Regions from separate parts of the Mus musculus genome. Here region 1 is linked to region 2. Evidence: chromatin loops called from intact Hi-C (ENCODE). Cell type or tissue: heart. All regions are shown on one strand.

Region 1 (5,000 bases), 100 kb after region 2:
CTACAGAATGAGTTCCAGGACAGCCAGGACTACACAGAGAAACCCTGTCTCAAAAAAAAAACTAAATTAATTAATTAATTAATTAATAAAAATTAAGGCTTAAGATCATTTCACGGATATTCTGGAAGCTTTGCTCTGCTTTTCTTAGGCTCACCATGGCAACAAACTCCTGGTGCTCCAGGCTCATCACCCTTCCCATTTCCCACCTTACCCGAGTCAGGGTCCAGAGGAGACTTTGGGGTCCACCTTAGTCCATCTTCCTCCATGGGGGGCCCAGAGGGCACTGGTGGAGACCCTCTCATCCCATCCTCTGCCATGAGAGCACCTAGCAGACCCAGCCGGGGTGGGGGTAGCCCCCGGGGGGAGTCAAAACGACAGCAGGGTGATGGCACCTGTGGCGTTGCACCCCCTTCCTGGGGTGAGAGATGGTTCTTGGGGTGCGCGAGGTTCCGCCGCCGGCCTCGGTGGCGCCCCCAAAGCTTCCAGTGGAATGTCAGCGAGGTGCTTTTTGAGTAGAGCAGCATCTGGAAGGCTCTCATGGCTCGGCGCCGGCGCTGTGAGCAGGTTTTTCTATGAGAGGGTCGGAGAGCTCGAGAGCGCTGGGAGGCCCCCAGTTGGCCCCACCTAGGGGGTAGCCTCCAAGCTGCTACTTCCTCCTCATCTTCCTCCTCTTCCTCTTCCTCTTCTTCACTAGCTGAGGCATCAAAAGATGGCCGGGGGGCAGGGAGGCGTCTAGTTGGCACTGTGGTCCCAGACCCAGGATCTGGCCCAAAACCACCACCGGACTTGAGCCGGGGCTTAGGGGGTAGGGGCCAACGAAGACGCTCTCGCCTGGGATTTGAGTAAGTGGTGCCGGGTCCCGGAGGCTCAGGCCCCCAAGACCCGGTCCCCTGTATAGTCTCTTTCATCTTTCAGTACCCTGTAAAACAAAAGTTTGATTATCCAACTGAGGACACCCTACTCCTTTCTCCAAGATCGGAACTGTTCTTCAGCATTGTCCCTCTAATCTCAGATACAGCTAAAGACAAATCTAAAAACTCATAACTTCAGCTCTTCCCAGCCAACCTCGTCCAGAAGGAACTGACTCTGCCATCATTTCGTCCCTTGTCCAGGTAGAGAAGACAAAAGAAAATGACTGACTGGTAGGCCTTAGATATTTTATTTTTAAGCTCTTTGGGTGAAACCCAGTATTTCCAGGCTCAGCTTTAATGCTACTATGGATGTCCTTGGGACAAGTCTGAAGGCTGTTTTGCTAAGAGAGATGGCTCAGCACAGGAACCCAGACACAGGTACCTGGGAAGACAACTTTCACCAGGAAAACTTTGGTCCCCTGTGGGAAGTTCCCTTTCGCCCTGGAATGATATGGGGGTAGGGGGGGAACACACACGTCTCAGGTATGGGGGAGGGTGGTGCGAGGGCAATGGCTCAGGAAATGGAGTGATGAGAGGAAACGTTGAAGAAAACTGCAAGCGAACCGAATCGGTGCTTAGCGACCGAATTAAGGAGATGGGACAGAACGGAGCCGTGGGGGCCAGGCAGACCGGCCCCTCTCCAGTCTTCTCCCAGGAGACCTGATCGCTTCCCGGCCCCAGTATAGTTTGAAAGCTCGGGCGACTCGGCACACAACAGTCTTAAGTCCTTTAAAGGGCTTCCTGGGCCCAGTTAGGTGCGAGCGAAGACCAGAAATGGAAGAGGCCACAAGGGCGGGGGGAGGGGAAGGGGCGTCCTCACCAGGAGCGGGGAAGCCGGGCACACGGGCCCCAAGGCGGCTGTCTCCGACTTAGGCTTTCCGGCTCATCTTTCGGACGGCGGCGACCCCGCCACTCCTGCTATCCTCAGGCGGAGCCGTCTCAATTCACGAAGCCAATGCTCGTGCCGCCCCACTGCGGCCGCCTCTAGCGCGGCTCTAGCCTCCACCTCCACCTCCACCTCCAGCACCGCCGCCACCCCTCCTCCTCCTTCCCCTCCCGCGAGCCCCAGGCCCACCGCCGATGGCGGCGCGCAATTAGTGCGTCACACCCGGCGAGCAGCGCCGGCTCGTGCTCAGTCCCGCCTACCTCAGCGCGTCTAGGCCACCGGACGGTCCCGCCCTCGAGCTCTACGCGGAGCCGAGCCTGCGCACAGTCGCCTGGCTTGCCGCGTGTGGCAGTCCCACGGCTCGCTCTTTTACGCCTGCGTGTCGCGCCTAGCCTCACGCTCTACGTCGCAGCCACACGGTACTCCCTGCTCTTCCGTGGCCTGAGCTTTGGGTGATCTAGTGGGCTTCCCAGTGCATGGCCAGAATGTCAGGGGCCCCGCAAGGATTGGACCAAAGCTAGGCGCTTAGGAAAACGGAGGCCGAACATTGGGTTTTGAGGGCTTTGTTTTTAAAAACAAACAAACAAACAAAAAACAGCTGGGCGTGGTGGCGCACGCCTTTAGTCCCAGCACTTGGGAGGCAGAGGCAGGCGGATTTCTGAGTTCGAGGCCAGCCTGGTCTACAGAGTGAGTTCCAGGACAGCCAAGGCTACACAGAGAAACCCTGTCTCAAAAAACGAAAAAAGAAAAAAAAACAAAAACTTTAAGCAGGGCGTGATTAAATAGTGAGACACGACCGGTGTGCCAGGGCGTCCAGTACATACAAACTTCCCGGATACCAGTCTGATCGTGGAGAGCCTTTCGTTTATTTGTTTGTTAGTTTGTTTGAGACAGGGTCTCACCATTGTAACCCCTGGGTGGCCTGGAACTCACTATTTAGACCAAGTTGGCCTCGAACTCATCGAGATCTGCCTCCCGAGTACTGTGATTTAAGGCGTAAAGCTCAGTGCCCAGCTCGGAAGTGTATAGGAGAATGGGGAGGATGAATGGCATGCATATCGAGGCACCTAACATATATCTTTTTCTAGATAGTAACAAGAATTTGGACGCAATAGGTGAAATACTGAAAGCCGGGCTTCTTGTTAATTGAAGCAGAGGGTACTTGAAGAGTTGGATAAGGTTTTCCCTAGCAGAGACCATAGTCTTTCCTCAACCTGCCGCTAGATGGTGCTGCTGTTCTGGATGCATTCCAGTGGACAAGGCTTGGCACAGTGCGCAAAACCCCCTTCGCACACACAACAAAAGAATTTGGGGCTGTGTGGGAGATAAACACAAAATATTCTACTTTTTTAATATCCATGGAGTCAAAGCCCAGATAGTGGGAGCGGGAAAGGCAAAGGGAGGAACAACAGTCAAGGCAAAGCCATGGAGAGCTGTTCTTGACCGTTCCTTGTCCTTTGTCTAGCCAGTTTTTGGAATGGGAAATCCCCACCCCCTTTATAACAATCATAGTTTCACAAACCCCAGGAATGTTCCATGCGGAGAAAGGCTAAGTTTTGCGTTTGCCCGTGGAATTTTGACAGTGATAATATCCCCTTGATGTAAATGAAAGACACCTGAGGGTGGGGGAAAAAAACATTTCAGACGCTTCGTTCTGCCTGCTCCAGCCCCTCCTCCATTTTGATTTTATGTTTTCAGTTTTTTGTTGGGGAACATGTGCATGTGTGGAGATCAGAAGACAGCTTGAGAGTTGGTTCCTTCCTTTTGCTCTGTGGGTTCTCGGAATCAAACCCAGGAGGTGAGATGTAAGGGATGGAGCAAGTTACTTTCCTAAGTGAGCGGTCTCACTGGCTTTGTTGAATTTTGAAGGCAGTCTCACTCTGTAGCCTAGGCTGACCTTGAACTTTAGGCTAACCTATCACATGGGCTTCATATGTGGGATTATAGGCACGAACCTAGTTGTTCATAGGCGGGTGCCTTTTCTCCCTGCAAGGACTTTGGCATCTTGTTCTTGAGTCTTCAGATTTGCCTCTCCACCCCCGTTCCCAACTCTCTGGTCTAACTCCCCACTCCAAGTCAGCTCTGCTACCTCATATCAACACTCCACGGAGCCCACAGTTCTCACCTGCACTGTAGCAGCTATTGTAGGCACGGTCAGGATCAGAAGGCATACTTCTGATACATCGGAATAGAGTTTCTCTTCTCCCTTGTCCTTCCCGAGATACCACCTGACCCATTGTGAAAGTCACATCATGAAACAGGACCTGTCAGAGAAGGGAGACGCTGAAGAAAACCGGGATGGCACCATTCAGTCCCTGGAGGCCTCAGGAGCACTGGCAGTGGAGCCAGGCAATAAGGAGGGGGTTTTCTAAGTTTAGTATGAGCAGAGGGATCAGGAAAACCCTCCTTACAGACAGGGTACATAGAAAGAAGAGTGACAAGCCAGTCTCCATGTCCACACGGCAGGCTCAGGGCTTATCTGGGATTACCTGACTATAGAGCAGATAAATTCCAGTGTCCCAGACTCGTACAATGTCTCCCTGGGCCTCCAGGCCTCTCCCACGCCTAAGTACTGGTTGCCACATCACCTCTGTCACGTCAGAGTCTGCTAGAGGTGAGGAGTGTGCAGGTCAGCATTTCCTTACCCTCAGTACATGAGCTCTCTCCCTTTTCAGTTCTAGGGTTCTCTTGGCCCCAGCCCCACAGTTCCTGGTTGGTGCCCCTCCCACAGTGCCGTTATTTAAAATAGTGCTTACCCTTGGAGGTAATGTTAACTGGAACAAGATGCAGGACTGAGTGCTTCTCTAAGGAAAGAAGGAGGAAACAGCAGTGTTGACCTGCCCTGGAGTCCACCCTCACCTCAGCCCTGCTCCGCATCCCTCGTGCTCCTGGGTCACCGCCAACCGCACCGAAACCCCAGGGCTCACTCACTCTTGTGCTTCTGGGTGAGTACTGCTCTCCTTCTCCGAGATTTCGCCCCATCCTTCCAGGCTTCCAGGACATCAGGACTCTGCTCATGAAAGAGGGCCAGAGTTTGACTAAGATGTTAAGGGTCTCAGACAACCTTCTTCCCAGCCCTCCTCAACACCAGGAATAACTGAAATGTATGTATCTGTCATAGGCCCCTGATCTGGGCACTGACTGCCTTTCAGGGTGTTTATTTTCCTTAAATGGCTGTTCCCTTGACTTCCAAATCTAGATCC
Region 2 (5,000 bases):
GTTCAAAGTCTGTATTTTTCTCCGCTGGGGAACCTTGGGGTACCGGAGCTGGGGCCAGGTCAGGAGGGAGGCTATCCGGAGCTAAGAGTCGCTCCTCCGACGTCTTCATTCTGTAGAGTAAGCCCCCGGAAGGCAGAGGTCGGGCAAGTCTCGCTGAGCCGGCTACCAGCTGCCGAGGCTAGAGTGCATTACCGTTCCCAGGGATGCTCAGAGACCGGAGTCCGCTTTCCTCTTCCGGAAAATGTAAGCCGAACCTAAAGCAATCACCAGGGAACGAGTGTCCAAAGCCAAGCGCCTAGGGTCGCTAGGCGCCGCCAGGGCTTCTTGCTCTCGCGGGAGTCGGGCCACCTTCCGATAGGCTCTCCGCATCCTCCTCCGATTCCGAGCGGGAAGGCGGGAAGGAACGACTTTGCCTACACCTCAAGCGCTGGAGAATTCCTAGAGGTTTCTGGGAGTTGTAGTCTGAACTCTGGGCCTTGGCGAAAACTACACGAGCGCCCCCTACCGTCCCCTGGGGGTAATTCTTAAAGCGCCTATCCTCCCTGGCCTGCAGAGGGCGCATAATTTCTACAGTTTTTGCCCCTCTTGACTATCTTGTTTTGAATCCCGTAACCTCAGGTTTCCTTTCTCCCCATCTCTCCCCCCTTCTTGTTCCTCTCTTTCCCTTTCTCCCCCGCCCTCCCTTCATTCATTCGACATTTATTATCAAGTTCTTACTGCCTAACCCAGGACTATACAAGGCATTGGGAAAAAAATAGCAATGTTTTCTAGTTCTTAATCTCCATAAAGTTTTCGTTGCTGTGCAATTAAAGGCTGTGAAAACAGTCTTTACAGAGAGTGATAAGGACTGTACAGGAAATTAAACACGGTGGTGCGATACCAAGTATCTCGGAGAACACGTTAGATTGAGATACTATGAAAAGCCTTTCTAAAGTGACATTTTAGCTAATGAGGGGAAAAAGAACTTAGGGGCCCGTGTTGGTTCATCCCTGTACTTGGAAGGCCTAAAGCAGGAAGACGGCCGCGAATTCCAGGCCAGCCTTGGCTACAAAGACTCTGTCTTAAAAATCCAAAAAGATGGCTATGACTATCTAGCTGGATAGGAAAGAGCACAGAGCTCAGAACAGTGGCGGTCCACTTACGATAAAAACTTAATTCTTTCCACTCTTTATACTTGACACAGAGGCAGGAGTCCTCCGAATCGGTTTCCACCCATTTTGCCCTCACAGCTCTATATCTTAGACGACTTTTCACAAAGCGTTCCTGCTGAGGGCAACATCTCAGGGAGAATCCTGACTCTGCAAGTCCCCGCCTCCATTTCTTGCCCTCAACCCACGGAAGGACTTGCCCTTACTTGTTATGGCGACTATCCAGCTTTGTGCCAGGAGTCTCGCGGGGGTTGCTGGGATTGGGACTTTCCCCTCCCACGTGCTCACCCTGGCTAAAGTTCTGTAGCTTCAGTTCATTGGGACCATCCTGGCTGTAGGTAGCGACTACAGTTAGGGGGCACCTAGCATTCAGGCCCTCATCCTCCTCCTTCCCAGCAGGGTGTCACGCTTCTCCGAAGACTGGGTAAGTAATTGATGAGCGTGACGAGACCTCTCGGTCACTGGCTCTCTCCGTTTGCATCCATAAAACTAGAGAAAACCGTGGGGTTTGGGGGTGGGGCAGTGGGGGGACTCAGCGCGATGGAGATGGGCGGAATGGAAGCTTGGCGGGCGGGATGAACGGGAGTGTATATGTCAGATGCTGTAGTGAGGGTAGCTGATGATGATGATGTTAGGACCGACGAGCCTCACTGTCATGCACCTGCAAAGTAGAGCATATAGGGACCACTGAGATGGCCTAAGGGGTTTTCTCTCCGCTACGCGTTGTACACACTTATCTGCCCGCTGCTAGGTGATGGAAGCTCCGGAAATAACATGCACAAAGCACCAGGATTTAAGATTTTTCGAGATTCATAGCTTAAGACTTAAGACCCCCCATAGCATCCTAATGAAACCCTGGGTTCCGTTCCTGGATGAGATCGGGGTGATCCGGGGAGCCTTAGCTGCTAAGGTCCCGCAACTTCCGGACCTTTGTCCCTGGAGTGATTTCTTTTTTTTTCCAGCCGCTTCTCGACCCTGCTAGATGAAGAAAATCCAAGAAAAGCCTGAAGCACTAGCGGTGCTAGCCAGAAGTATTTGCCCTCGGGGCCCGACTCAGCCTCTTGGTCTGAAAGGCCCGCCGGCCCTGTTATTGTTTGGCTCCTTTACGTTTCTGCCGCTTGCAGGAGCATTTCCGGTTTCTTGTTTTCGGAGCAGATCACTGCTCGCCCGGCGACGGGGGAGTAGCGAAAGGGGAGAAATGGATTCTAGGCTGGTTCTGTGGTTTGAGGAGGAAAACTGCTGTCCTCGACATCTTATTTTTCTGGATTACTTGGTTATTGCTTTTGCAAAGGAGGAGGTGTTTATTTAAAAGAGTGCGCCGATAGGTCGTTTCTTCCTGCCGGAAAAGCAAATTACCGAGTATCCGGTTTTAGGGTGAGCCATTCCCTTGCTTAACGCATTCCGCGCGTCCTGAAAGCGGAAGGGGCGGGCTTGGGCCCCGGGCGCCCGGCGGTCCTAAGTGCAGTCAGCCCGCACCATCCGGTTCTTCCCAGCGGGAGGTGGCGGGACTCTGCCTGGGCGTGGGCTATGCCTGTCCCCGCCACTTCAATTTTTAGAACAGGTCATTTCATTACAGTTTCTTATCGCGCACCAGACATCGTGCGTGCCTTTTTTTCTTTTGTAAAAATACTATTTCCACACTGCACTTGGATCGGGAAGTAAATTTTTTTGTCCATCTGAAGATTTAGTTTCGGTCTAAAGAATAAATGATAGGTAGACCGGGAGGCGGGGGGACTTTGTTTTCGTGGCTTCAGCTGTAAAGCCGTAAGGAAGACTAGATCCTCCAGTTCATTGAGAAAGTATACAAATGACTTCACTTAAACTTTGACGCGCGAAGGGAACCCTAGCTGTGAAGGTTAGACTGGACAGCCACAGCGGTCCAGGGATGCCTTCTTATGCAAATAGCCTCCCTGCTCTTGCAATCTCTTTGACTGGATTTAGTGAAGGACTCTCTTGTGAATGTTAAAAGATCCCAACCCGAAGTCAAAAGGAGGTGCCCCTAGGCCCCATCTTGTTTACAAATGTAGATATATGTAAATTGGTTTTTTTGTTTTTTTTTTTTTTACATAAAGACAACTTTGGAAGATATTTACCCTGCTCTTCCAGTTTCTCTTCTCTGAATAATTTACTGCAGAGGGGTTTGGGAATGTCTGGGATGGGTAGTATATGCACTTAAATTATGCTTAAATCATCTGTAGCTTACATATGACCCTGCACTGTAAATGTTATTCAAATAAATGTTACCGTGTTGACTGAAAAAAGGAGCCAGGCTGGACTGGGACCGGGTGCTGCAAGCCTTTAACCCCAAAGCTAGGGAGGCCGAGGCAGGTCAATATCAGAGATTCAGGCCAGCCAAAGATATGCAAGGAGACCCTATCTCAAAAAGAAAAATATGTCACGTATGTTAATATTCACACTGACACAAGATAACCTGCTGCTACAGTTGAGTAGCAGTGGGAAGCCTCGACAGTCTCGAGTTCCAGACCACAGTGTCCAGACCATACATAGAGGGAGTTCAAGGTCATCCTTCCCTGGGTAGTTGTAAGCTGACTTGAGATAAATGAGAGTGTCTTCAAAAACAGAGAAAGAGTACAAAAGTTAACATTGGCAAACCAGAGCCTACTGGCCTTTCTCCTGATGGGTAAATGAGGACGTCTCGATGGCCCGTGCCTTTAATGCTAACACTCTTGGGATGCTGAGGTAACTTGGGCTACTTAGCAAGACCTTGTCTCAGAAAGGCAAACAGCTGGAGATATGGCTTGGAGTAGATTATTTCACCTGGCAAACATGATACCCTTGGTTTAAATCCTGAGACCACAAAAAACAGGTTAAACCCAGCTTGACCAAGTGCCATTGGTCCATGGATTGCTGTATTGGAATCAAACAGAAATCTATGTCATTCACAGCAGTAACCTCCTGGGAATACTTCAAGAGACGGAGAAAGGGCGACTGACTGTGCCCTCCGTCCTTTTTCGCAATCCTTTATTCTGTTCGAATCATAATTTGTTTTCCTGAGACAGGGTTTCTCTGTGTAGTCCTGGCTGTCCTGGGACTCCCCTCTGTAGACCAGGCTGGCCTCCAACTGTCTCTGCCTCCTATGTGCTGGGATCAAAGGTGCCTGCCACCACCGCCTGGCTTCTTAGAGTTGGGACAAGCCTCGAAGTAAGTTGGATGCCTAGGATCCCAGCACTACTGTGGTTAAGACAGTAATGAATTTAAGGCCAGCCTGGGATACATAGTGAGACCCTGTCTCAAGAAAGGGGGAAATAAGTTCCAAAAGTGACATTTTCCAAGGTGCGAAAGCGATGGTTCCTTAGAGAAAGTGACGTTGGAAGGGACAGAAGTAAATTTGACTCCTTAGTTATTAATTTGGTATCGATTTGAGACCTGGATAAAAAGCTGGTAAGCTTTAGGAAGGAAGGTAACGGTGGGCACGCATCTTTACGTCTTGGTTGGTTGGTTTTTTTTTGTCTCTGGCTGATAAAAGTAAACCCACTGTCTTTGTCTTGGTGCAAGAGAGGGCTACTACTAGGCTATTTCAAAGTTTGCCAAATAAACACTTACCATGTTCTCTTGTATCCACGTTTTAGTTACATAAACAGTCTTAAACCAGATGTGGTGGCTCACACCTGCAAGCCCAATGGTCAGGAAGCTGCAACAGAAGAAGTGCCATTGTAGCCGAGCCACAGAGTGAGGCGACTGTCTCAGAGTACAAAATAAAACTAAATCAAACATAATGGTCATCTTTTATCACACTGAGTACGCGCGCGCGCGTGCGTGTGTGCGTGTGTGTGTGTGTGTGTGTGTGTGTGTGTGTGTGTGTGTGTGTGTGAGTGTGTGTCGAGCTCATGC

The links. Peaks named below come from ENCODE experiments on the same cell type or tissue, not always from the same donor. Only the 100,000 strongest peaks of a DNase experiment are listed, where the experiment ranks them.
Region 1: it touches region 2 in a loop (2.5-fold over the local background); 2 of 42 quality-filtered maps call a loop at or near these places.

What each region holds. Positions count from the first base shown.
Region 1 is chr11:69,679,932-69,684,931 of GRCm38, forward strand. It overlaps Senp3 (SUMO/sentrin specific peptidase 3), which reads right to left and starts at 2,039. Exons shown (of 11, transcript NM_030702.4): 1 at 1,732-2,039; 2 at 212-919. The coding sequence starts at 908. It overlaps Tnfsfm13 (tumor necrosis factor (ligand) superfamily, membrane-bound member 13), which reads right to left. Exons shown (of 13, transcript NM_001159503.2): 9 at 4,729-4,807; 10 at 4,554-4,601; 11 at 4,287-4,402; 12 at 3,923-4,061; 13 at 2,646-3,413. The coding sequence ends at 3,304. Tnfsf13 (tumor necrosis factor (ligand) superfamily, member 13) reads right to left here. Exons shown (of 6, transcript NM_023517.2): 2 at 4,729-4,807; 3 at 4,554-4,601; 4 at 4,287-4,405; 5 at 3,923-4,061; 6 at 2,646-3,413. The coding sequence ends at 3,304. Tnfsf13os (tumor necrosis factor (ligand) superfamily, member 13, opposite strand) reads left to right here and starts at 2,101. Exons shown (of 3, transcript NR_166809.1): 1 at 2,101-2,216; 2 at 4,473-4,742. In heart, a CTCF peak has its summit at 3,014 (motif pointing right); DNase peaks (open chromatin) are centred at 600, 2,090, 3,020, 4,520 and 2 weaker places; H3K4me3 peaks cover 3,108 bases; H3K27ac peaks cover 3,670 bases; H3K27me3 peaks cover 147 bases.
Region 2 is chr11:69,578,944-69,583,943 of GRCm38, forward strand. It overlaps Wrap53 (WD repeat containing, antisense to Trp53), which reads right to left and starts at 306. Exons shown (of 10, transcript NM_144824.3): 1 at 1-306. The coding sequence starts at 109. Trp53 (transformation related protein 53) reads left to right here and starts at 1,416. Exons shown (of 11, transcript NM_011640.3): 1 at 1,416-1,572. In heart, a CTCF peak has its summit at 2,639; DNase peaks (open chromatin) are centred at 418, 1,398, 2,278 and 2,568; H3K4me3 peaks cover 3,973 bases; H3K27ac peaks cover 3,620 bases.